Linked DNA regions of Homo sapiens: region 1 is linked to region 2. A link is a loop called in an ENCODE intact Hi-C map of the cell type or tissue named here. Cell type or tissue: endothelial cell of umbilical vein. All regions are shown on one strand. Each heading gives the region's core, and the rest is flanking DNA. Links, peaks and the distances in the headings are about the cores only.

Region 1 (12,705 bases), core at 1-8,000, 420 kb before region 2:
TGTTTAAAAAATGTTGTCAACCAAATTGTTTTTACTAAATTGCAATAAGTTGATTTTAATAACTCCCAGCTATAGTGTATATCCATGACTGTTTATCCTGCCTTTCTCCTTCTTCTTCCTTCTGGTAATAGTACTTCCAAGTTGTCTTTAGAAAAACTGTCCCTCTCCCCTCTTCTTAACTATTTGATGTGAGTGGTTCTTTTAGTCAGGGTTCTCTAGAGAAATAGAACCAAGAGAATGAATAAATGGAAAGATAGATAGGAGTTGGCTCACGTGATTGTAGAGGCTGGCAAGTCCAAAACTTTAGCATTGGCCAACAGGCTGGAGACCCATGAAAAAGTTATAGTTCAAGTCCAAAGGCCGTCTGCTGGCATAATTCTCACTCACTCAGTGGAAGTCAGTCTTTTTTTTTTTCTTTTTTAAGGCCTTCAACTAACTGGATAAGGCCTATTGACATTATAGAAAGCAAATGTTTTACTCAAAGTGTAAAGATTTAAATGTTAATCCCATCCAAAACATTGCTTTACAGAAACATCTAAGATAGTGTTTGACTAAATAGCCAAGTGCCATGGCCTAGCTAATTTGATACATAAAATTAACCATCACAGTGGCATTGGTACCAATCCCAGGGCTTGGGTATATGTGTAGGTGGAGGGAGGTAGTGGGTGGGAAATGTGACTTGGCTTAAGCCAATCAGCACATCACATTCAGTTGGAGTAGATTTTGGGATCTTTACTGGAAACACTGGGACACAAACCCTTTCTTTTTCATTGGATTTGAAGTAGAAATATGTGAGATGTGAAACTGATGTGGTTGGTTGTGAAGGGAGCTTGTGGCCCTGCCAGAGCTGAAAACAGTCAACTCATGCTGAGAGGAAACCACACTGAGAGGAAACCATGCTGAAAGATCAAGGTTGGTAGAGCTATCCAAGTTCTGGATGCATTTGGTTCTGAAATTGAACCCTGGACCACCCAAAGTTACCCAACTCTACAAATTCTTAGTTTCTGCTTAAGCTAGATTCTTACAACTGAAAAAATCTTAACTGATAAATTATCAGAACTTTGATCAGTATAATAATTCTTTTGTTACAAAAGTTAATTGTTACAAATTAGCTATTCTAGTTTCAAGCTCAAGTAAAGATAATTGCTTAAACAATTCTGTAGACTGCTATCTAGGGATATTACTTCTTCTACCAAAGAATTTTTCTGTCACTAGAGGGCGTCAGAGCCCACAGTGGCCAAGTGACAAAGTCTATTAATAATTATTTCTACCAATTAATAGAAATATGTATGGGTTCTTGGGAAAGGAAGAGAGAGGACGGAGATCTTAGATTTGGATAGGTAATCTGTGAATCTAATCATATAGACATTGTCACCTCCTGGAGAACATATTATTTCCTACAGGATTAAAGAAATGACATATGCAAATCACCTAGTACACACAATAAATACTAATTTTTACTTTTACATTGCTTTTCCTAAATGAAGTGACTTCACAAGACAAATTGATAATTTGGGGGTCACAGTTCAGATGAAAAAAAGTAAGTTAAATGGCTTACAACCACTTTTCCTGTACTACTTCCTTCCTCCACTACTTCCTTCCTATACTTCTTCCTTCCTGCACTACTTCCTTCCTGTACCACTTCCTTCCTGTACCACTTCCTTCCTGCACTACTTCCTTCCTGCACTACTTCCTTCCTGTATTACTTCCTTTCTGTACTACTTCCTTTCTGTACTACTTCCATGCTCACATTCCTGAAGCCTAAGAAAAGTGTCCTAAAGCCTAACTGACCAGGGCTGGAAAACTTGGCCACCAAGATATGCAGCAAATTATTAAGTCTCCTAATTTTTCCCACTATGAAAACTGGTATACTAACCTACCTCTTGAGCAATGACTGAAAAAGACAATGCATTAAAGAATGTTTAGACTGTGGCAACTAAAAAGCAGACAGCAATTGGGTTAGTAGGGTGAAAACATCTGTTCTGTGGGCCCTGGCTTCTTAATCCAATTGAGTACCCCTCCCCTGACATTTTTGCATATGGTGGTCCCCTGAAAACACAGATATTCTATGAAAACAAACATGAGAAGCATGCCTACCCCCTGGGTGTTAAGAACTGACACAAGGAAAGATAGGGACCACTTTTCAAGAGATGTTGATTTGGGGGCAGATAAAATTTCATCCTGAGTGGGCTTAGCTTAAGGCAATGTTTCTTCAACTTCAATCTATTTTGCCATTTCTGTAGTCTACTTGTATATACTAAATATATATTTAACTAATAATTTATTTTTAAGTCAACTTATTTTGTTCCCTAAGTCATTTTGTTTTTAAAATAAAACATTACATTATAACCATAAATGGAAAATCAGCATTCCTTGCCAAAAATAGAAGGTATCCATAAAAATAAATATGCCACTATTGAAACAAAATATTTGCCTGCATGCCAATAAAAATTGTTTCCCAAACTACTAGTGGCAAGGGCATTATACTTCTGGAAAGGTTGGCTTAAGGCATGGCAGCGCTTTCTCTCTACTTTAGACTTCCTCCCTGCCCCCAAACAACCTCCAGAGAAAAGACTAGCTAGTGTGGGCCTCAGGCCCTCCTCATGGGCCTGGAAGGGAGGTGACTGGAAGGAACAAGAGACATCAGAACAGCATGAGGGAGGGGCAGTCATTGTCTCCCAAGCCCATCTAGTGCCAGGGAGTGGGATGGGGGTGGGGGACTCTTTACCAGGGCACCAGCCTTTCCCTGTTAGAAAAGGCTGAGGGGACAGCTTGAGGGAGATAATGGATGGGCAGGGAGGACTACAGGGAGTCCTGCAGAGATAGAAAGAGAATGTGGAATGGGATGTTGGAGGAGAATGGGCAGGGGAGGAGCCCCAGAGCACTTGGGTAGAAAGGAGACATAGGTGGTTTTCTGCAGAAGGCAATGTTAGTCGACTAATACAATAGTGGTATTAACATCTAGTTCAACTGAGAAAGGACAATGGGGAGAAAGAGTTTTGATTTGGATAATCTGTGCATATGAGCATATAGACATTTTCCTCTCCCTGAGAACACCCCCAAATTAGCAACTTGTCCTATGAAGGACAGAGTCCCTAGATATAAATCCTAGTTCAGTTACTTCACTAGATGTGAGAAGCTGTGCATAATATTTAACCCCTCTCAGCATCAGTTTTCTCACCTGGTAAACATAAGTCTTTCCAACAGTAATGATATGCCCAGATAGATTCTGGGAGATAAACTTGGATTTTGTTATTTTATTTATTTTATTATTTTGTTGTAGCAATTTGCCAATGGCCCCCTAAAGACCATCACCAACGCCTTTTATAGGTGGCAGTTGATATAGGCCCTGCCTATATTACCAACTAAATGTCATTTTATTTACCTATACTGCTTTCCTCCTCACTAGGCTAGAGAGCATAAGCACTGCCTGCAGCCTAACATCTTGGCTTCTCCATGAAGAATACCATATTTTTTAAACTTTCCAGAAAATAACTGAAAAGGAATCATCAGATCAGGCTCTCCCCTCCCATGGTCTCCCATTATTGCCTCTGATCAGGTCTGAAGGTGAGAAGATGTCTCTCTCTCTTTCTCTCACTCTAGCTCTTGCTCTCCCTTTCACTCTGTCTCTTCCTATATGACTTGGCCATTTAGACAGGCCCAGTGGTTTCATGAATAACTAAACATAAGAAGTCAAGAGAGGCCTGGCTCAGAGAGCATGGACCACATCAGCCTTTTGAAGTTCCCTTAGTGTATTAAAGCAAAACAAAAATCAACACAATATTGAACCAGTTTGCAAACACTGGGATATCTTATGTTTTCATATAGCAAATAGATGCATTTAATACTTAGAACTTAAATGCAGAATCACATTTGGTGCTAGTGTCATTTGCCACTTGACATATGACACTAGTGTGCTACTATCATTTAAGGCCCTTCATGACTGTGGGGTGTAATCCATTCCTACTCACTCTTAATAGATTCTGACCTATACAGGCAGAAAGGTAGTATGGGAGAGACCTCTGGGACCATAAGATCAACACCTCCCACTTTAGACTCTTCTCTACAACAGCCCTAGGAGACTACACCAGCCTTAGCTTGACTCCTTCCAGCACTGGCTCCTACTATTTCTCAAGGCAATTTATTACATATCAGAACACTTTGCAGTTGTTAGAAATTCTCCCGATGTTATAACTTCCTATAGTTTAACAAGTGTTTGCTCAACATCCACTATACAAAGAACACTACTTATAAACAGAACTAGAATAGCTCTGTGAAAAAGGAATGATAGTAACCCTCCCCTCACCTGAGGTAGGAAGAGGCATTTTACCATCTGAAACCTCCCCACAAACTCTACACAAACCTGCATGCATCTAAAGAGTTTTTTGTCCAGGCAACAAGGATAACTAGGCAGCCTAAGTCTCTGATCACAGTAAACTGAGGGAGAAATTGAGGCCTTTATCAGCCTTTGCACTGAGGAAAGACACTAAGCAGGCATTCCTCCACCTGGCTTTGAAATCCCCTTGGAATTTCCAAGTCATTCAATGGGTTTATCAAAGTTCTTTCTGAAATTTCTTCAAACTTATTTTTATTTAAACCACACAAATATGTTGAAAGGAATGGTTTAAAGGGACAGACATTTAAAAATAAACAAAAATAAGATATCAGTAATATCTAATGCTTATATAATGTCCAGAACATTTGTGTGTGTGTGTGTGTGTGTGTTTTTTTTTTTTTTTTTTTTTTTTTTTTTTGCATAACCTGTTAACTTATCTAAACCTTACAACTCCCTGTAAAGTAGGTCCTGTTACCATCCTATTTTATAGAAAAGAAACTTGGAAAGACTTGCCCAAAGTCACACAGTTACTAGGTAACAGAAGTGAACTTCCAAAGCCTATGCTGAATCCATTTCCTCTTTAGTTACCTCAGTGGCCTTATCATCAAGATGTAAACTCCCTAAGTAAGTACAAAGCCTTCTTGTTTTGTTGTTCTGTTGAACACATGGTTTCCGGTTGATTAAAACCATACTCTTGTCATATTATTTTCTTAAATTCCGGGTCATATTGACTAAGATCATAATACAGTGAGATAAGGGAACTCTTTCTTGCACTGGGTAAGTCTGCTAAGTAAGAATTTTTGCTGTTTATGTTCACTCCTCTAAGAATCATAGCTCACATAGCCATGCAAATTGGATTGAAATAAAGATAATCTAATTAAGACAGTGTGGCCATAACTCCACACTCTAACTCAGTGCATTTCAAACCTCAATATGGATATAAACTACCTGTCAATATTATTAAGATTAAGATTCTGATTCGGTAGGTCTAAGTATGAGGTTATGAATTTCTCACCAGCTCCCATGTGATGTTGATGCCACGTTCTGGAAAGGACACATGAAGTAGCAAGAGTCTTTGCTCAGGGAAACCACTCATCAGTTCGGTTGTTTACCTCAAACAGATAAGGACCAATTAACCCCACTTTTACCACTTTGGCCAGTTATATTATTATTACAGCATTTCTTTAGTGGTAGTAGATGGGAAATGTAGGGAAATCAACAAATTCAGTAATCTCATTATAAACATATTTGTATCCAGTCTCCATTTAGCTTCATATTACACTGCTTAGGCTGAATTTTTACTTAGCAGAAACAAGTCTTACTTGACTACATAAATACATTTTCCTATCAAGAAAAAGAAAAAAAAACTTAGTTCATTTTCAAAGACACTGAGCTTTTATTTCTGTGAACAGCAAGAAAACTGGCTAGAAGCCTGCTGACTCCCTCAGCCAATCAGGATAATGTGACCATAAATGTCCATGAATTCCCCCCTCAGTGAATCTCTGCCTTTTTTATTTCTGTCGTGGGACATGTATCTTACAGTTCTGTACCACATATTCTGCCATTTATGTCTTCCTTTCCTCATTTCAAAAAAAAAAAGAAAAAAACACATTTAAGCTCGGTGAGATCTCTTACCAAATAATCCATTGTCTTTTATGTTAAAAGCTGTTAACTTCATACACATGCAACTTTTAATTGCTTCTTAATGATAATACCTCTTCATTTAGATCACTTAGTATGAGCCAGGTACCATTTAGTGGGTTTTATAAATATGATTTCATTCAATGCTCATAAAAATCTTGGGAGGTAGGTCTTCTTATTGTGTGCACAATATAGGTGAAACAAACATGGGCCCAAGCACTTGAGGATCTTGCAGTAGTCACCCAACCAGTAAGCTGTAGAGCTGGGGTTTGAACCAAAGCAATTGCTTCTCGCATATAACAACATACTGCCTTCTTGAACTAACACATACCAGTTAATCAAGCACTCACTATGTGTTAGACCCTTTTATATATACTAACTTATTTAATTCTCATACCCACACCTACAGGGAAAGAATAACTTTCCTGATTCACATAGAGGTAACTCGATCAAGTTCATGTGTCAAGTAAAGGTATCAAGATTTGCTTGACTCTAAAGCCTGGGCTCTTTGCACAGTATCATGATAATGCCTGTCTTTTTAGTGAATGGGACGGTTTGCCTCATTGCTGTTTTTCATGGAAAGCCCATCTGAAACCTTTACATACCCACGAGCACAGACTGAAACACGTAGTATCTGGGACTGGGACTAAATTACTTTGCCCAATCTTTTATCTACCGTTTCCCCCATCCAGCCTCTCTCTCCCTCCCTACAGTGTTCCCTTCCCAGGATATGATGCGTCTCCCACTCTGCCCACCCCACTGCTTGTGGTACTGTTAACAAAGCAGCTGTTGGATTGAATTGGGAAATGTCCCTGTTTTGACCTTGGTTCTTCCTCTGTCCTAGGATCATACCTCTTCAATTTGCCTTCCTTTCCACGGATACTAGTCTAGACCTCACCCAAAATGAAATTTACTATCAACTTTTCCTGGTGTGAATATAGTTAAAAAGTATAAATCACGACGATGGAAGATAAAGCAATGGCCAGTTCTTTAAAAAAAAAAAGTCATTTCTCTCTTAACCCGATGGTTAATAAGTGGCTAATATTTATCAAGGGTTTAACTGCACAGGAAAAGTGCTTTATGCACACAATGTCTCATTTGATCCTCACCTAATCTTAACATCTAATATTATCCTCATTTTACAGATTAAGAAACATAGGTTAGGTGAGTTTAACTAATTTGCACACAGCGAGTATGTGGCAGAGCTCGAGTTAGGACACAGGTCTGGAGGCTCCACACTGAACACCCTGTGGACTGGCCCCGCTCTCTCTTGGATATTGCTGGGCCTGCCCTTTGCTTGTGCTGACTTCCTCGCAGTTGGCCTCCCCATGCCCTGTTCCTACTCTGTCATTCAAACATCCCCTCTGGAAGGACCCTATTCCTCCATAGTCCAAATCCCACTTTTCATATAAGGCAAACCAAAGCCTCCTCTGACTCACTTTATCCCTTTGTGACCTTTCCAAATTTAGAACTTTCTCAGCACTTTTGAGGAGGGAGTGAAACTGATTTGGCATTTGGAGTCTGGGAAAATTATCTCTCTCTTTTTAAATTTACATATCAGATAAATCCAGATTCATTTGGAATTGAGCTACCTCATTCTTTCTTATCATTGCCTTGTAACTGTACTTGACTTTATATGGCTCGAGTCTCATTCCTAATCAGAATGCAACTTGCTCCAGAGGGGGGACATTTTGGCCACTTTCTTTGAATGGAGGCTTTGAGCTTAAGTCTAAGATCCCAACAATTTTCCTTAACTAAACGAATACTTACGAGTACCTACTTTGTACCATGGACTGTGTTAGGCCTCAGGGAATAGCAGTAGGCAGGATAAGAACATTCCTTGCCTTCCTGGACTCTACAGATTACTGGGGATGACAAATTAGAGTAATTATAAGCATCAGGCCTGGCCTCTCTTTGCCTGTGAAATGCGTCTCTCTTTTGGCTCACCAGACACCACAGTTCTGGCTCTTATTTATCCCTGGCTGTTGCTTCCCTGTCACCTCCACTGTGGTTATGTTCAGCGTCCTGATGCTTGCTAATGTGCTCTCCTCAGTCCTCAGGTCCCCTAGCTTCAAAGAAGGCCTGAAGTGTCAACCATCACCTCTTCCCAGATGCTCTTCAAATCTATACCTCATGCCCTGACTTCTTAGTTGTACATTTAAAGTGCATTATGTTTAATTCCTGCTCATGTTCCACTCACCACCTTGAATTCTTATCGTGCCTAAAACTGAACTATTTCATTTCTGTCCAGACCAGAAGGGTGGGAAAAGTAGAAGTGGTGAACAAAACTTAAAAATTAATAAATGAAATAAAATTTCAAGTGGAAAGAAGTCCACTTTATCTTTCGGCTCAGCTGGCCATCTTCTGAAACTACAGACTTTGCAAATTAGCGTTGCCTTTTTCTGCATCTGTCAAGCTCCATAAATAGCTTGGAAGCTCTTTGAACGTAAGAACTATATCTTCTATTATTCCATTTTGCCAGGATCTACCCCAAAGCCTTTGTAGGTGCTTTACACATGTGTGAGGAGGTGTGTGGTGAGGACACAGGCACTAGAAATGACCTTTGCTGTTGCTCTCTGGATCCTCCTGGCATTTGATTAGAGAGTCAGGACTAAACAAATGGCTAGCAAATTATACAGTCAAGCACATGTAACCTTTTCTGATCGAATTGAGTTTAGATTTTGTCCTGATTTTTGATAGGAGGATCAAAACCATGGCATTTATGCTGTTCTCGCCCCATCTCTCAGGTTATGTAGACTTGTTAAAAAAAAAAAGTCATCATTAACAATTAAAAGAGAGGGAGAGTGAGAGAGAACAGCCCTAGTGTGAGACTCTCACATTCTCTTTCCCCATACTTCATTAGGGTTATTGCTGCCTACACTTATTACTGTTTAAAATCATCCCAAGATGAGTAGCCTACATTTTAAGGGTTCCTGACAATTATTTGGCCAGACTCTCATCTGTCCTGAATGCTGGCATCTTCTCCTTGTGAACGTCTCTCTTTGAAGTCAGCAGGAATCTGGTCTGTGGTGAGCCACAAGTCTTCCCTTCCTAGGAGCCAAGGCTGGCAAGGCACCCTGCGGCAGAGCCGGGAAACTCGCTGACCTCATTTTTTTTTTTCTGCTTTTTTGTCTCAGTACTCACTTTCTTCCCTTCCTTATCTCTCCTCCCCAGATCCCTACGCTCATACACAACATCATAACCCATTAAAACCAGCTTAGTAGAAGCTAAAGAATCTATAATTTTAATTGTACTTAATTTTTATCCATTTTGTTTTCAGTGTTTCAGGCAGTGGACAGTGTTTTTAAACATAAAAAGGTTTTCTGAGCTTTCAGTTTTCTGATTTATAAAACAAATATTAACAGAATAAACTTTATATGCTTATTAGGAGGATGAAAGGAGGTAATTCATAGAAAAGATGCTATGCAGTGCCAGAAACAGTAAATTCTTGATGAATATTAGTTCCTATTAATAATAATAATATAATAATAATAATAGAGAAGAGATCAAATTCAAGGACAGAAAGAATAAGGAAGGTTGCTTCTAATAGCTTCAGGTGTCATAGAAGGCTTTTTGGAGAAATTACCATTAGACGTGGAACAATTTAGCATGAATTTGTAGAAGAGAGGATTCATTTTAATAAACTCCCCCTCTCAGGGTGACCCAGACACCTAGACATCTTCAGTTCCCTGAAGTAGGGTGAGCTGGAGCCGTGGTGCAAATGAACTGAGCCTGGCTCATGACTAGACCCATCTCTCAGCATGAGCCTGACTGGTTGTCACTTCTTTCCATTGAGATTGGCTTTCAATAGAACAGAATCTTTTCTCTCTCTTACCACTTTCCAACAGGTCAGAGCAGGGGTGATGAAAGGCTGAGCAGAGTACAACAAATGTATTCACAGTTATGTTTTCTCAACTTCACCCACTTATGTGAAAAGGACAGTCAAGAGCTTATCTTAAATTTTATTTATTTATTTATTTATTTTTTATTATACTTTAAGTTTTAGGGTACATGTGCACATTATGCAGGTTAGTTACATATGTATACATGTGCCATGCTGGTGCGCTGCACCCACTAACTCGTCATCTAGCATTAGGTATATCTCCCGATGCTATCCCTCCCCCCTCCCCCCACCCCACAACAGTCCCCAGAGTGTGATATTCCCCTTCCAGTGTCCATGTGATCTCATTGTTCAATTCCCACCTATGAGTGAGAATATGCGGTGTTTGGTTTTTTGTTCTTGCGATAGTTTACTGAGAATGATGATTTCCAATTTCATCCATGTCCCTACAAAGGACATGAACTCATCATTTTTTATGGCTGCATAGTATTCCATGGTGTATATGTGCCACATTTTCTTAATCCAGTCTATCATTGTTGGACATTTGGGTTGGTTCCAAGTCTTTGCTATTGTGAATAATGCTGCAATAAACATACGTGTGCATGTGTCTTTATAGCAGCATGATTTATAGTCCTTTGGGTATATACCCAGTAATGGGATGGCTGGGTCAAATGGTATTTCCAGTTCTAGATCCCTGAGGAATCGCCACACTGACTTCCACAATGGTTGAACTAGTTTACAGTCCCACCAACAGTGTAAAAGTGTTCCTATTTCTCCACATCCTCTCCAGCACCTGTTGTTTCCTGACTTTTTAATGATTGCCATTCTAACTGGTGTGAGATGGTATCTCATTGTGGTTTTCATTTGCATTTCTCTGATGGCCAGTGATGATGAGCATTTTTTCATGTGTTTTTTGGCTGCATAAATGTCTTCTTTTGAGAAGTGTCTGTTCATGTCCTTTGCCCACTTTTTGATGGGGCTGTTTGTTTTTTTCTTGTAAATTTGTTTGAGTTCATTGTAGATTCTGGATATTAGCCCTTTGTCAGATGAGTAGGTTGAACGCCGCATATCTACAACTATCTGATCTTTGACAAACCTGAGAAAAACAAGCAATGGGGAAAGGATTCCCTATTTAATAAATGGTGCTGGGAAAACTGGCTAGCCATATGTAGAAAGCTGAAACTGGATCCCTTCCTTACACCTTATACAAAAATCAATTCAAGATGGATTAAAGACTTAAATGTTAGACCTAAAACCATAAAAACCCTAGAAGAAAACCTAGGCATTACCATTCAGGACATAGGCATGGGCAAGGACTTCATGTCTAAAACACCAAAAGCAATGGCAACAAAAGCCAAAATTGACAAATGGGATCTAATTAAACTACAGAGCTTCTGCACAGCAAAAGAAACTACCATCAGAGTGAACAGGCAACCTACAAAATGGGAGAAAATTATCTTAAATTTTTTAACAATTCAGTCCACACAAGCATTAATTCATTAGATGTCAAAATAGCAGAAAATAAGCTTCTCCTTTGGGATATGTAGGCATACATTTTGCTGCTAATCTAAAGGAATCTGGGGAATGTGGGCAAAAATTACCTTCACCAGATATAAGGATCTCAAGCACAATGCAACTTCTCTACAAACATCAGCATTGGTTTGAGCCTCTAAGAAGCTCTAATAATATTTAATGAAAGAATTATTTTATTCAATTTTCAAACTTCAACTCTACCCAGCACCTGGACCTTTACATTTGGTTTTATTTAGTAAAAATACTTTCAAGAAATTCTGTTCAACACTTTATTTCTATCATAGCTTCTTAATTATGAATACAATTTTGTTAATTTAAAATTATAATCATCTGTCTCAATAGTTGGTGTGTATTTTAAAATAACACAATATCATTGAATTGCTGCTGATTATGTTCAGGGTACATTAGAGATATGTTAGTCATTTTCAATTTAGTGGAAAGGAAGTGGGTTTTTGCTATAGAACTACAAAATTTTAGGGTCAAAACACTTGAATTAGTTCAGTACAATGGAAGGACTATTCAAATGTAATTAATGTACTAATTTTCTCCATTTTCCGTGATCCTCATAATGAACCAATATATTTTCCTTGGCCTATCAATCCTTTTGTTAGAGACTAAATAGTTTCCCCTTGTTTACTCTGGCATTTGTGATAATATCAATATATTAATTATATGTTATCTATTATACCAACCTTGTCCAACCCACGGCCCGTGGGCCACATGCAGCCCAGGATGGCTTTGAATGCAGCCCAACACGAATTCGTAAACTTTCTTAAAACATTATGAGATTTTTGGCGATTTTTTTTTTAGCTCATCAGCTATAGTTAGTGTTAGTGTATTTTATGTGTGGCCCAAGACAATTCTTAGTCTTCCAATGTGGCCCAGGGAAGCTAAAAGATTGGACACCCCTGTATTACACATTATATTATCACTATAACTAATTGATAATAGTAATGTATGGTTGGGTCCTAATCGGGATGGGACATAAGATTCAGTGGCTGGGTCATTTGACCTTGCCTCAAACTTGAAAGAGACATCAGATTTTGGTGACAATTAATTTGTCAGCCAAATGAAGAGGAAAGAAATTTGGCTTCTATTAATCTCACTGCATAGTATTATGGTATAACACAATGGGAGTAGTACTGTATACTGATAGTGCACTAAAAACTCCCCGAATCTAAGCATAGAGGACAGATTCAATGGAGGTGAGCCTCAAAAGCTCAAGTCACCAAGTCACCTCCTGCTCTGTCAAGTATCTCCTGGTTTGTGGCCTTTCTTTAATTCTCGAATATTTATTAAGAGGCCAATATGTGCCAGGCACTGTTTTATGACCTGGAGGCGCAGCATTGACCAA
Region 2 (12,845 bases), core at 2,117-10,116:
TTTTAAGTATACAATATGATATTATTAACTATAGTTGCTAGGCTATACAGGGGATCTCCAGGATTTACTTACCTTGCATAATTGAAACCTTGAAACTTCTGACTGAAGTGCCCTGTTTTTAATTCCCCAACCCCGTGGAACAAGAATTATATAAAAAGCCCTAGCTGGCAACAATCTGGTGAGAATATGACCTTTAGAAAAGATGTGCCCCATCAGTATCATTGTGCCTCTGCCCAAGACTTAAATTTCAAGAGAGCATCCTATTGACCTGACATGGGTCTTATTCCCACCTCATGGCTAGGGAATTGCAGCATCTTGGATTATAATCCTATTGCATTGCATGTAATCAATGGGACAAAGTAACACCTCAAAATAAATATAGGTACTGCCATGAAGAGAACTTGTGTGCTGAGTAATCAAGAACAATGAGTGTTTACTGCATAGGTGTTCTTTAATATTTGCGAATTGAGTGAATGACCAACTGACCAACTGAATGAATGTGTTTCCAAAAGACCTAAGGAAAAACTTCACTGGTCCGTATTACTTCTTCACATTCTCTGTAAAATTCTCATTAATAGAATCCCATAATAGACTTTTTTCTTATTCTATTCATATTCTATTTTCATTAAATATGGATTTGTATGAAGAAAGAAAGAAAAACTCTATATTGACAATGGACCTTATTTTTTAATGCTTTTTATGTAAATCTGAATTTGGCTTGCTAATATGTTGTTTAGGATTTTTGCATTCATGTCCATGAGAGTGATTGAGCTGTAGTATTTTTTCTTGTATTAATTTCTCCAGTTGTTGGACATGGAGGTATGTAGGCCTCATAGAATTATTTGGGAAATTTTTCCTGTTTCTGTTCAGGGGAAGCATTTTAATACAAGTTTGGTGTTATTTCTTTCCTAAATGTTTAGAAGAATTCACTGGTAAAACCATTTAGGCCTAGAGTTTTCTTTGTGGTAAAATTTTAAATTACAGATTCCATTTCTTAAAGGAATCTATTCAGACTTGTTTGTTTATTCTTTTTTTGTCAAGGTGCTAGAATACTATGATATAATCTTTATTTTTTATTTTTTATTTTTTTAGCTTTTATTTTAGGTTTGGAGGTACATGTGAAGGTTTGTTACGTAGGTGAACATGTGTCAATCTTGTTCATCTGGCTAGCCAGTTGTCCCAACACCACTTATTAAATAGGGAGTCTTTTCCCCATTGCTTGTTTTGCAGTAGACCTTATTTTTTAAAATACTAGTTGTTTATGCTTAAGTTCAGATCTGAAAATTGTATTTACATATTCCTTTGACTTTCATTAACTTAATTAGTTCTATATGTTCATTTTGATTCATTTACTTTTTATCAACTTACTTATTTTCAAATAGTATGTTGCTCTGTATGAATTTCTATTTACCAGGTAAGAAGGGTGTCCTGAATCATGCCAGGAATGTGAATTGACATCCTTTTTGGTACTCCAGCTGCTGTCTCTCTCCTTCATCCAGTGTGTCTGGGAAGTCCAATCTAATATCTATATGCCCTAGAATTGAAATATTAAATCTTTGAGAGAACTTCCGATTTCTCACAACTTTGCTGTTACAAAAAAAAAAAAGTGACATCTTGGTTTTTAAATTGGAATACTTTCCTGTTAAAACCTTAAATATCTAAAACATCTGTTTCAGTTCCTTTTCAGGTCTGTGAACAATATAGCTAAAACCTGGGTTTTGCTTTCCTTAACAAAGGTTAAAACAAAAGTTTCTTAGAAAAATTGCTTGGTAATAGCTATTCCCAAGCCTGACAAAAAGAACTAGAAGGGTACACCATATTATGTTCACATCAAGGGTCTGGGTGCAGAATGTTCACCCTGTCTCTAGTGGATTTTTGTTGCCATTGTTTTGGTTTGTTTTTATGCCTGCATCTGAATCACCTGGAAGACTTGTTAAAACACAGATTACTGGGCCACAGTCTGAGTTTCTGGTTGTATCGAGGTATGCATGGACAATTTGCATTTTTTACAAGTTTCTAGGTGATGCTGAAGATTCAGTTCAAAGCCGCACTGTGAGAATTATTATTAATACCGTGCCTTAGCAAATCTACTTGTTTCTGGAACAGAGCAACGAATGTATCTTCAAAAAGTGACTCGCCTTGTAAACAAGTAATGCTACTGTGCAGCCAGGGTTGAGAACTGCTGTCATAAAGCATCAGCCTGTCCAAACAATTTGTATCTCTTTTCCTCACATTTGCACCTTTGCTTTGCGTATATTGATTATATGAACCCATGCGACATCTCATCTTGGATTACTCTTGAGTCTCTGTCTTATGCTCTTCCCTGCTTGGGACCTCTTGGCTCACCTCTTCCCTGACTTCTTCCTCAACCCCTAAGACACACCTCTTAAAACAAAACAAAACAACAACGACACACACAAAAAAATAGCTTTAAGATTATAAGTCACATACCATACAATTCACCTATCTAAAATGTACAATTCAGTGGTTTTTAGTATAATAACTGATATAGGCAACCATTATCAATGTCTGTAATTAGTAAATTTTGGAATTTTTTATCACCTCAAAAAGAAATTCTGTCCCCTTTAGCTATCACCCCCATCCCTCCATCCCCATCCCTGCCCCCAGCCCTAAGCAATCATTAATCTACTATCTGTCCCTATAGATTTCCCTATTACCTGGATTCCAGATAAAAGGTCATGATGGAGCTGGAGGCCCTCATCCTTAGCAAATTAATGCAGGAACAGAAAACAAAATATGGCATGTTCTTACTTTTTTGTGGCTCTGTTTTGTCAGTATCTGCACAGATTTCACTTATTTTCTCCTGCTTTCATCATGGCTCACTGACCCTGGCCCGTCAAGTCATTGAATTGTAGAGGGTACCTCATCTTTCCTGAAGCCCATGAGCTATAACAGAGTCTGGTCGTGGTGGACAAGGCTTCAGGGCTGTGGGATGGCAGTGGGTATTGATATGCCTGTAGCTTTTGACTTTGTTGCACAGCTAACATTGACCTTGGTTTTGATAGAGAAATGGCTTTTTATGCCACTAATAGAAAGAAAACTGGTAATAAATATGTTTTATAGATCTTAGATTTAGAACTATAGAAGAAATTGTTTTCTGAGGAAGGGTATAGCTGCTGTTAAATTTTGAAAGCATTTTTTTCCTTGAGTATCATTTCTACTATGCAGAAATAATATAGCTTATTTTCTAGTACAGTGTGTGATAATAATATAGAAGAAATTGGAATATTTATTAGATGCCTGTAGGCAAAGTGGGAGACTAATTTGAATGATCTCTTCATGAATCTACTTCTAGTTTGTTGCCAATGACATTTAAAGTAGGATAATTTATTGCCATGGAGGTTGGCAATAATTGGATTGATTTTGAGATTGTTTTAATAACATACTATAACATTTTATAAAAATACAGTGTAGCCATCAGTCAGGACATTCATTTGTGCTGTAAATTACATACTCCAATATTTAAAAACTGCATAGTTTTGTATATCAAGAGAGATCCTTTAACATTACATTTTGAAAGTATTTCTCAATATTTGTATTAGTGACATCTAAAGCAACACCGTGTCATAGACTGTCTCCTAAATGTGTTTAAGGGCTTGCTAATTAATAATTTTATTTAGCTCTTTTTACATCTTATATTTTGTGTGTGCACTTGAGCTGTGTTTGGCTGAGAAAGATAACTTAACTCACCTACTATTATTACTTTTCTTTCTGTCTTTCCTGGGTTTTTTTGTGGCAATTTTTGCTTTATGATTTTATTTGATTTGTACTAGACCCTCATTAAAATTATATCCTTTGACTTAAAAAGTTCTCTCTTTAGTTTCATTTTAATTTTATTTTGCTTTCAAATAAACTTTTATAAATGAAATGTTCTCTCTTTTATTTTCTTTTTTCTGGTGTATGCTTTTTCCTCTAAACCTTTCAGGGATATTTTACTTTAGAGCCATCTCTTTTATATTTTTTATCTTTGAGCCCAGTAATTTCATAAGTATATATCTTATTGTTACTAGTTTTGTGTTCATTTTTCATGGGCTATGTTGTCCACTTTTGCCTTGAACATTCAGCTCTTCTCTTATTTAGGTAAGTTTCCTTCTAATACTTATTGGAAGATTTATTTGTTTCATTTATTATGATCTCAGAGTATCTACAAAAGCTTAAAGTATCTCCCTCTCAAAGCTTCTGTTTTCTTTTAACTCACTTTCAACTTTGATCTTTGCATTACTTTTTTTCTAGCCTTTTCTCCATGTCATCCATGTAATTTTCAAGAGTTCCTTTTGGCCCCTTCCTTGAGGTATTGTTTCAAAGAGGTCCTGTATTCTTTTACTGTTACTGAACTAATGCCCGAGTGTTTGTTGAACTAATTTGCTTCCTGGCAAAATTTTTCTGATATGTATTTTTCATCAGCTCATTTCTTAGGTTCTGTTCTTTTCTGTTCTGTTGTCTTTCTCCTTTTCTCTGCATATGTCTCTTGTTAATCATTACTCATCTTTAAATGGGACCAATTCTGTCAATTTTGTGAAAAATAGTGTTGTGGGGCAAGACCAGACTTTTCAGTTAAGGTATGTGTTCTCAGAACACTTCCTGTGTACATTTTGTAAATATATACCCATGAAAAATAGAATGGTAGTGACCACTAATATAATAATATATTTATTAACAGAAATATTTATAAATATTTTTAACTTGGAAAGAAGATTAAAGTATGTATTTATATATTTTTTCATGAATCAGAAATAATTTGACAAACATTAACATTGGCTATTGCTCAGATATGATTTTCATTTTCTTCTTTACGATTTTTTGAATAATCATAACTTTAAAAATAAGAATAGTTTACTCTTATTATAAAAAATGATATTGGCCGGGCGCGGTGGCTTCTGCCTGTAATCCCAACACTTTGGGAGTCTGAGGTGGGCGGATCACGAGGTCAAGAGATCGAGACCATCCTGGCCAACATGATGAAACCCATCTCTACCAAAAATACAAAAATTAGCTGGGTGTGGTGGAGTGCGCCTGTAGTCCCAGCTACTCAGGAGGCTGAGGCAGGAGAATCGCTTGAACCTGGGAGGCGGAGGTTGCAGTGAGCCAAGATCACGCCACTGCACTCCAGCCTGGTGACAGAGCGAGACTCCCTCTCAAAAAAAAAAAAAAAAAAAAAGAAAGATAACGTTGACACTGTTTTAAAAAAATGTATCATGCTGAAAAGAAATAGATCTTCTTTCCTTTTTTTTTAGTGGAGGAGTATTGTGCCATATGTAGGCTCTTTATGATGAAAAAGTTTAAGAATAATTGACTTGGTATATTTGACTGAGGATGAGGGTCTTTGGATGTTATATTGAGCTGACTCAATTCAGAATTGGACCCCCATGGAAATCATTTTGTGTTTAATTCATTGTTATGAAATAATTCTCTCTGGCACTAAAGACTTAAACTAGAATGTCCCCACAAGATCCTTTAACATCTGTGGGTCAAATCAAAGGGATTAAAACATGACCTCAGTATGAAGAATTGGTTAATGTCTACCCTTCTCTCTGTGTTTTCTGGAGAAAAATCAGCTCTTATTTGATTATTAGACGTCTTAGGCTTCTGTGAAAAAGACATCCACTTACAAAGCCATATATTGCCATCTAGTGTGTGAAATATATATTGTAGTTCCCCTTAGAATCTAAACTAGAGAGGACTGTGAAAATGACAGAAACATAGAATAACACTATAACTATAATATTCACAAAACTGCATATCACAGGGAAATAAATTTAGGCCCATTAGAATTACATAACTTACCAAAAAGTGCTTGATTAATGAGTGACAGAATTAGGAATGTACTACATGTTTCACATTTGTACAGACTATGAACAGCCACGTCTGTAGCTTCCTGTGTTTTTCTTCTCATTCTCATTCTCTTTCTCTCTCTTTCTAATCATATGTAGCCTTTAGGATTAACATAAGTATCATATCTTATGTGAAAGAATTCCCTTTACATTATAGAGTGGTCTGGATTTTCTGTCATCCAACTCTCTCTATTTTGCTTCTTATGGAAGAAGCAGATGTAATTGTTTTTTCATTTGGCAATTATTTATTACATTTATTAAACTTCCTCCCAGCTGGGAGAATAGAGAAACCTCATGTATCATATTGTGACCCTCTTATGATTTACTTTCTGATTCTATAATAGTGCTACTTTCTCTATATTCTTATTACAAAGATTATATCACTTAATCCTCAAAGTAATGCTAGGCATTATTATTGTCTCAATTCTTGGTGAAACTGAGATGTGAACCTCAGTAAAATGACTCCAGAGCTTGTACTCTTAACCACTGTTATGCATAGCTCTTCCATGTGTACTTGATCTTCCTCTCTACCATGCACAGAAATTCCTCAAACCCCTGACCCTTAAACATTAGATTCAGGAATTCCTAATCTCTCCTCCTAGTTTTACTTCTAGTTATAGCACTCATCTCCACCCCCCACCCTCTGATTTTCAGGGATTCACCAGTTTAATCCACCTTAAGATCCTGCAAGAGAAAGATGCTTTACTTTCTCATGTGTGTGTGTGCATGTGTGTGTGTGTGTGTGTGTGTGTGTGTGTATTTGCAGTCATCACAACCTTTCAAAACACAATGTTGAGCTTCTCTTTCCTAGATTGGAGGATGGGGAAAGGAGTTTGTTTTCCCTAAATAATTTATCCTTGTAAATTTTTTAATTTCTAGTTGCTGTGTGATAGCAAAGATGTAATAAAAGCGGAGAAGATCTCAAGAAGGCAAACTCTAATAACCAAAGGATCACATCCATATGTGAATATATGAATAACAGAAATAAAATTTCTTTATCTAGAAATATAGAGCTTCACAGATCTACAATGCCAATAGATGCAGATATAGAACAGATATGCATATGTATGTTTAATTATAATTTAGGAGAACATGGAATTGTTTTTAAAATTCTAAAATACAACCACAAATTAAGGAAATGCTACTTTATTTCAATGTAGAAAAGTTTTCAATTAATAAGACATTATTTGACTGAATAATTTTGCTTACATTTAAAAATTATAGCACTTGTTCATCCAGTATAATAGTTTCTGAAAGTTCCAGTACATTTATAGATGCTAGGTTTTTAAATGAACTATTAAAATAAAGATCTTGGGGGTACCTTTCTAACTTTCCAGGGATACTCAATAACTGCTTTCTCAGTGGTGACCTGTATACCATCCCACTCCTTTCCTCACATAATGCTCTGGTACGCAAAACAAAGCTTCTCACATCCTCCTGTCACTCTGTTCTTTCCAACCTCTGGCTACATTCTCTGGCTTCAGCTATCTAATCATCAACTTGGACCTTAATGCTATACTTAAGATATGTGAAATTGTTCAGTGGATTTTTCAAAACTATATTACAGTATATTAAGAGTATCTTTTCAGTGCCAGTGAATATTCATGTGCATCATTATTTTTACTGTGTAGTGCTCTCGTCTTTTGATTTACCTTAATGTAGTAAACCAGTTTGATGGGCATTTAGGAGATTTACAGTATAACAAAGTGTGGCTTTAATACTGCCAATATGAAATAAAGATTCTTTTCACTAAACTCTTTTCCTATGGAAACAGTTATGTTGATGTAGAGTAGAATAAAGCCCGCTTGATTTTTGTCCTGTTTTTTCTTAGCTAATCTATTTTTTATTTCTCTGAGTGTACTTTAGAATCAGGTTTCATTAAAAACTCCTGTTGGAATATTGATTTGAATTACACTCAATTACACTGCATTAGTTTAGGAAGAATTGGCATCTTTATAATAGATCATCTTCTCATCTAAGAAAATGAAACATTTCTCCACTTATTTAGGTATTTTTAATGTCCTCAGTAAAATTTTATAGCTTTTATCATAAGATCTTACACATTACTTATTAGGCATGTTAAGAAATATTTTATAATATTTATGGAGATTGTGAATAAGATCACTTTTGTTGATTTATGGTTACTTGGTTTTAGATGTTTCCAGAGAACAATATACCTACCTGAGTTTTTAAATCCAGCATGAAAAATCTCTTTCTTTCAATAGGAGAGTTTAACCCTTTTATATTTATTGAGATAACTGCTGTGTTGTTATCTTTTCCGTTGGTATCTACTATTTATTTTTTTCTTTTGATAGATGAGTTCAACCCTTTTACATTTATTGGGGTAAGTACTATGTTGTTTTTATCCTTTTCATTGGTGCCTACTATTTACTTTTTTCTATTTTTAAATTTTTGCTGGTTTTATCAAGTATCTCTTTATTCCTTCCCACACAGTCTATTCATAGAATGCCCAACAAATTGTCATTTCATTCATGGTTCTCTTCTTATTCCTTACAAACCTATTTATTCCTGGCCCTGCCCTCCTTTCCATTCCCCAGAGCTAACTGATGTTAACAGTTCAGTGAGTGCCCTTCCACACTTTGTTCCAACCATATAAAGCTTTGGATGACTGTGCGTGCCTTCTAAAATTATTGTTTTGCACTTTGCTTATTTACTCAACATTATTTTAGATAAACATCTGATTTATTTTTATTTAACAGCTGCATAAAGTTTTTTAGTTTGGGAGTACTGGAATTTAGTCTTTCATCTCTTGTTTATCTATGGACTTTCATGTGGTTTCCAGTTTTTTTCTCTATTAAATGCTATGCCTTGAAAAACATCCTTGTTTACATATTCTTATAAACTGATGCTCTTAATGCTATATTGGGTGATAAGATCCCCAAAGTGAAATTTCTGGCTCAAAAAACCTGTATGTTATAATAAGTATTGCCATATTACCTTCCAAAAAGTTTGTCATGATTCTCACTCTTACGTTTGACAATGCCTGTTTGCCTATATACTCATCAGGACCGGATATTTTAAATTTTTATCAATCTTAACATTTCTGCCAAAGTGATAAGTAAAAACAGGTTGATTGCTCTTGCATTAATTTGCATTTCCCTTGACCAAAAGTAAAATTGAGCCTCTTTTCATAAGCTTATTGGTCATTTAGAGTTTTTCTTCTGTGAAATGTCCCAGTCATGTCCTATGCTTACTTTTCTAGTGGATTATTTGTTTTTTATGAGCATTTCACACATGAAGGATATCAATATTTGTAATATAGTACTACATATATTTCCTAGACTAGCATTTATTTATCTTTTGCTTTTGTTTATTATTTCATTTGCCATAATAATTTCTTAAGATTTTTATTTAGTCAAGTGTGTCTTTTTCTTTAATAGATACTTGACTTCCTGATTGCTAAGGATTATCTCCCTCACTCTAAAGTCATATAAGTATTCTGAATTATATTCCTAATATTTTTAATTTTTATCCTTTACATTAAAATCTTTATATGGAATATATGTTTATATAAAATATGAGAAAGGTATCTAGCTTTGTTTTTTGTCTTTCCAGAGTGAAATCCATTATATCAGCACCATTTATTTAATAAGAGATTATTTTTTTGCCCACTAAATTGAAATTCCTCATTTGCCGTATGTTAAATTCCATATATACTTGAGTCTGTCTCTGGATATCTGTTCTGTTCCATTTATTTACTTGTGTTGCAATATCGTCATTGTTTTCATTATAATCAATTTGTGGTTTTAAGTCATTTTTAAGGAGTCTGAACTATTTGACCTGTAAACATGAGACAGCTTTATTTTTTCCCAGAACTGCCCTCAACGTCTCTATGTTGAACTCCATGTCTATCTAGAGAGGATTCCTTAATGACATCTTGGTCCTTTGCTATAACTTTCTGGTCACTTTTGGCCATTAGAACAGTCTCACTTTGGTTTTGAAGACTCGCTGTATTTATGTTTAAACTTCGGTCTCAGTTTGGAGCTCATTCTCTCTACCCTAAACTCCAGCTAGACCTGTCTGTGGCACCTGTGGTGCTAGAGAGTTGTAGCAGAGTGGATTATGGGTCTGTGTGTGTATGTGTGTGTGTGTGTGTGTGTGTGTGTGTGTGTTATCTCTGAACATCTACAAACTATAAGCTTACAGAACCATTGATTGCCTCTAAGACTGACTTCTTGGTGGTAGGGAGGGGCAATTGGCTGCTCTTGCCTGTTCCTCCATGATGGTCTATATGTAGACCATATGTGTGGTGTGTTTCTTTGGCCAGTGGGTAGTGTTTAGCCTCCTATGAACCTTTCTGTTGCTGTTAACAGTCCCCTCCTTATAGGCAGCCCTACCAGCAGAGCTTTGCCCTAGTCCCCATGGGTTCAACAGTTCAGCAAGTACATAGCCAGGGAACCAGGTCTCTGTTACTCCTCCTGGGAGCTCCCTCCCAGAGTTTGCTTCTGAATCATTCTCCAGTAGGCTCCTAAGGAGGAGCTACTACTCTCTGCTTACGGGGTTTGGAAGATAAAGCTCTCCAGAAACATTGCACTCTCTGTAGGGCCAAGCTTTCACATCTGTTTGAATATTTTTCCTATATTGCCTGGGCTGTGGGGCTCAGGGTAGTGGGGCTCAGGGTAGTGGGACCAGTTTTGACTGATCGTTTCCCAGATCTTTTGAGAGCTGTTGGCTAACACCTTTTCCTGGTGGCTTCTTTAAATGTAAGATCATTACTGGGTTTTTTTTTTGTCCCCAGCTTTACAGAAAGCAAGAGTAATTGGGAGAAATACTGTTGCAATAAGTTTTAATGCCTGGAAGGCAAGAATTTCCTTGCCATATCTTTACTAATATATCTTAATTTTATAATAACCATCAAGCAGATTTGTTTATTGACCTCCCTCTGCCCTACTTTAGGCCCTTTTTCATCCTTCAACCTCAGCTCAAAACCACTTCCTCAAGAAAGTCTTCCTAATAGAAGAATTATAATGTAACCAACACAAAGAAAAGATAAATATTTGAAGTGATAGGTATTCCAGTTATCCTGATTTGATCATCACATATTTATACATGTATCAAAATATCACATGTACTCTAAAAATATGTAAAACTATGATATATTAATAAAAAATACAAGAAAAAAAAAGTCTTTCTGACCCCCAAGACCAGGCCATTTTTCCCATTACATGTGCTCGTAGTTTTCGGTGACTTGTATTTTTAACACTTATCACAACTTTAATTAATTAACAGTTTAATCCATTGTGCAATGTGTGTCTTTTCTGGTAGAATATAGAGTCCACTCAAACAGGTACTTGCTTGGACTTACCTGTTCCTGTTTTCCCAGGATTCCTTTGTGAGTGCCTCGTATATGTAGGCTCTCAGTCTGCATTGAATGAATGAATGAATGAATGAGTGAAACAATCTGAAAACGTCTTGGAGGACATTCAGTGGGAAAGGGAGAGAGTGCTTTAGAGAGAAGAATGGTCTTATCATAAAGTTTGAAATAGAAATGTTCATTTTATATTTGGGAGGCTGAAAATGGACTGATTTGGTAGGAGCTAGGCTTTATGGTGGGGAATTTTAGAAGATAAAACCAGAGAGATGGATTTGGGGCAGATTATGGTGAGCCTTGGAGGGGAACATCTGTTGAACAAATGACAGGGGTCTTAGTTCATCAAAAATACTGAATCTATCTTTCAAAACCTGGCTGGATACATTGAGGTGGTAAATAACTTTATCTAATTAGATTGGAAGAAAGAAAACACTCTTAAGACTTTGAGAAATGTTGTTCTAAAGGCTGTTAACCTTAACATATGCTTAAACTGACACGTAAAACATGAATAAGTTATACTACAAAGATGCAAAATTTATTATGCACTGTAGAATATAATGATAAAATACTACCCATAATGAATACCTTCAACTTCCTTTCTATAACTTCTAGAATTTTCCATAATTCTTGATGGAAAAATGAGAACGAAATACTTTTACTAAAAGACGTTTCTAATTCTTGATTTTTTCCTTGACATTTTGCTGAAAAGAGTTTTATTAAAAGCACAAAGAACGAAAGTCCTGTTTTCATCAAATAGTATGCTTCATTGCATTTTTCAGCAGACCATCTCCATAGGAGGGGGAAATATTCAGTTTCTAAACTTCTGACACGAGCTGGTCTGTTGGGCTGCCTGCAAACTTATAAACTGGGATCTTAATTTTAGAAAAAACAGTTATTAGCCTTACATTTTTAATGTATTAATTAAATATTGTCACCTTTGATATTTTATCATGTTCTTGTATTTTTATATTTATTATTTCCTAATTCTCTTGTCTTTTTAAATTTATTATTTGCTAAATGGCAGATTGGGAGTCTGTTCTACTTAATCTTTCTTTCTCTAAGTGCCTGAGAGGCTGCCCAACTGAATCTTCACCTCTCTGCCACCTTCCACAAATGGGGACATCAGTAGAAACAGCGGAGACTTCCATCATCTTGGAGTTTAGGGTGATCTGGCACTTCTGTTATTGCAGTTATTACTCACTTCTGCTCCTGGCAGGACAGAGGGAGTTTACCTACTTAAGTGTCCCTCTGGGGAACTAATTAGTTGTGTCAGAAAAAAAATAACAACATAAAGTTGAGGATAGCTGGAAGATGATGATAATTCCAATATCAACACAATTTTGTGAATACTTATGTTAAGCACTTTCCTAAATTATAATTTTTACCCTTCACAACCACTTCATGAGAAATATTATTATTCCCATTTTATAGAGGAGGAAAGTGAGAAATTATGTTAACTTGCTTAAGGCTCTCTAGCTGTTGAGTGGTAGAACCAATTATGGAATCCAAATCTTCTCCAGGCTTTAGTAATTGGAGCGGTATACCTTTTTGCCCCTCTCCTAGCAATTTATCCTTTACCAATGTGTGCAATCTCTCCATGCTTGATATAAACGCATCATGATGTAAATATTTTCATAGTTTTGTTCTCATACACATGCTGT

Evidence for each region. Hi-C counts contacts between places; a loop is a spot of excess contacts. Peaks named below come from ENCODE experiments on the same cell type or tissue, not always from the same donor. Only the 100,000 strongest peaks of a DNase experiment are listed, where the experiment ranks them.
Region 1: it touches region 2 in a loop (5-fold over the local background); 2 of 110 quality-filtered maps call a loop at or near these places.

Annotation. Positions count from the first base shown.
Region 1 is chr10:88,975,659-88,988,363 of GRCh38, reverse strand. It overlaps a transcript of ACTA2 not described here and a transcript of FAS not described here. Among named protein-coding and RNA genes, the nearest start is that of FAS, 8.8 kb to the left of the region's middle. In endothelial cell of umbilical vein, for the core only: a CTCF peak has its summit at 1,208 (motif pointing right); DNase peaks (open chromatin) are centred at 1,223 and 4,973; H3K27me3 peaks cover 154 bases.
Region 2 is chr10:88,558,082-88,570,926 of GRCh38, reverse strand. The region is part of intron 4 of RNLS (renalase, FAD dependent amine oxidase); the gene reads left to right. Among named protein-coding and RNA genes, the nearest start is that of RNLS, 19 kb to the left of the region's middle. In endothelial cell of umbilical vein, for the core only: a CTCF peak has its summit at 5,679 (motif pointing left); no DNase peak of the experiment used is centred there.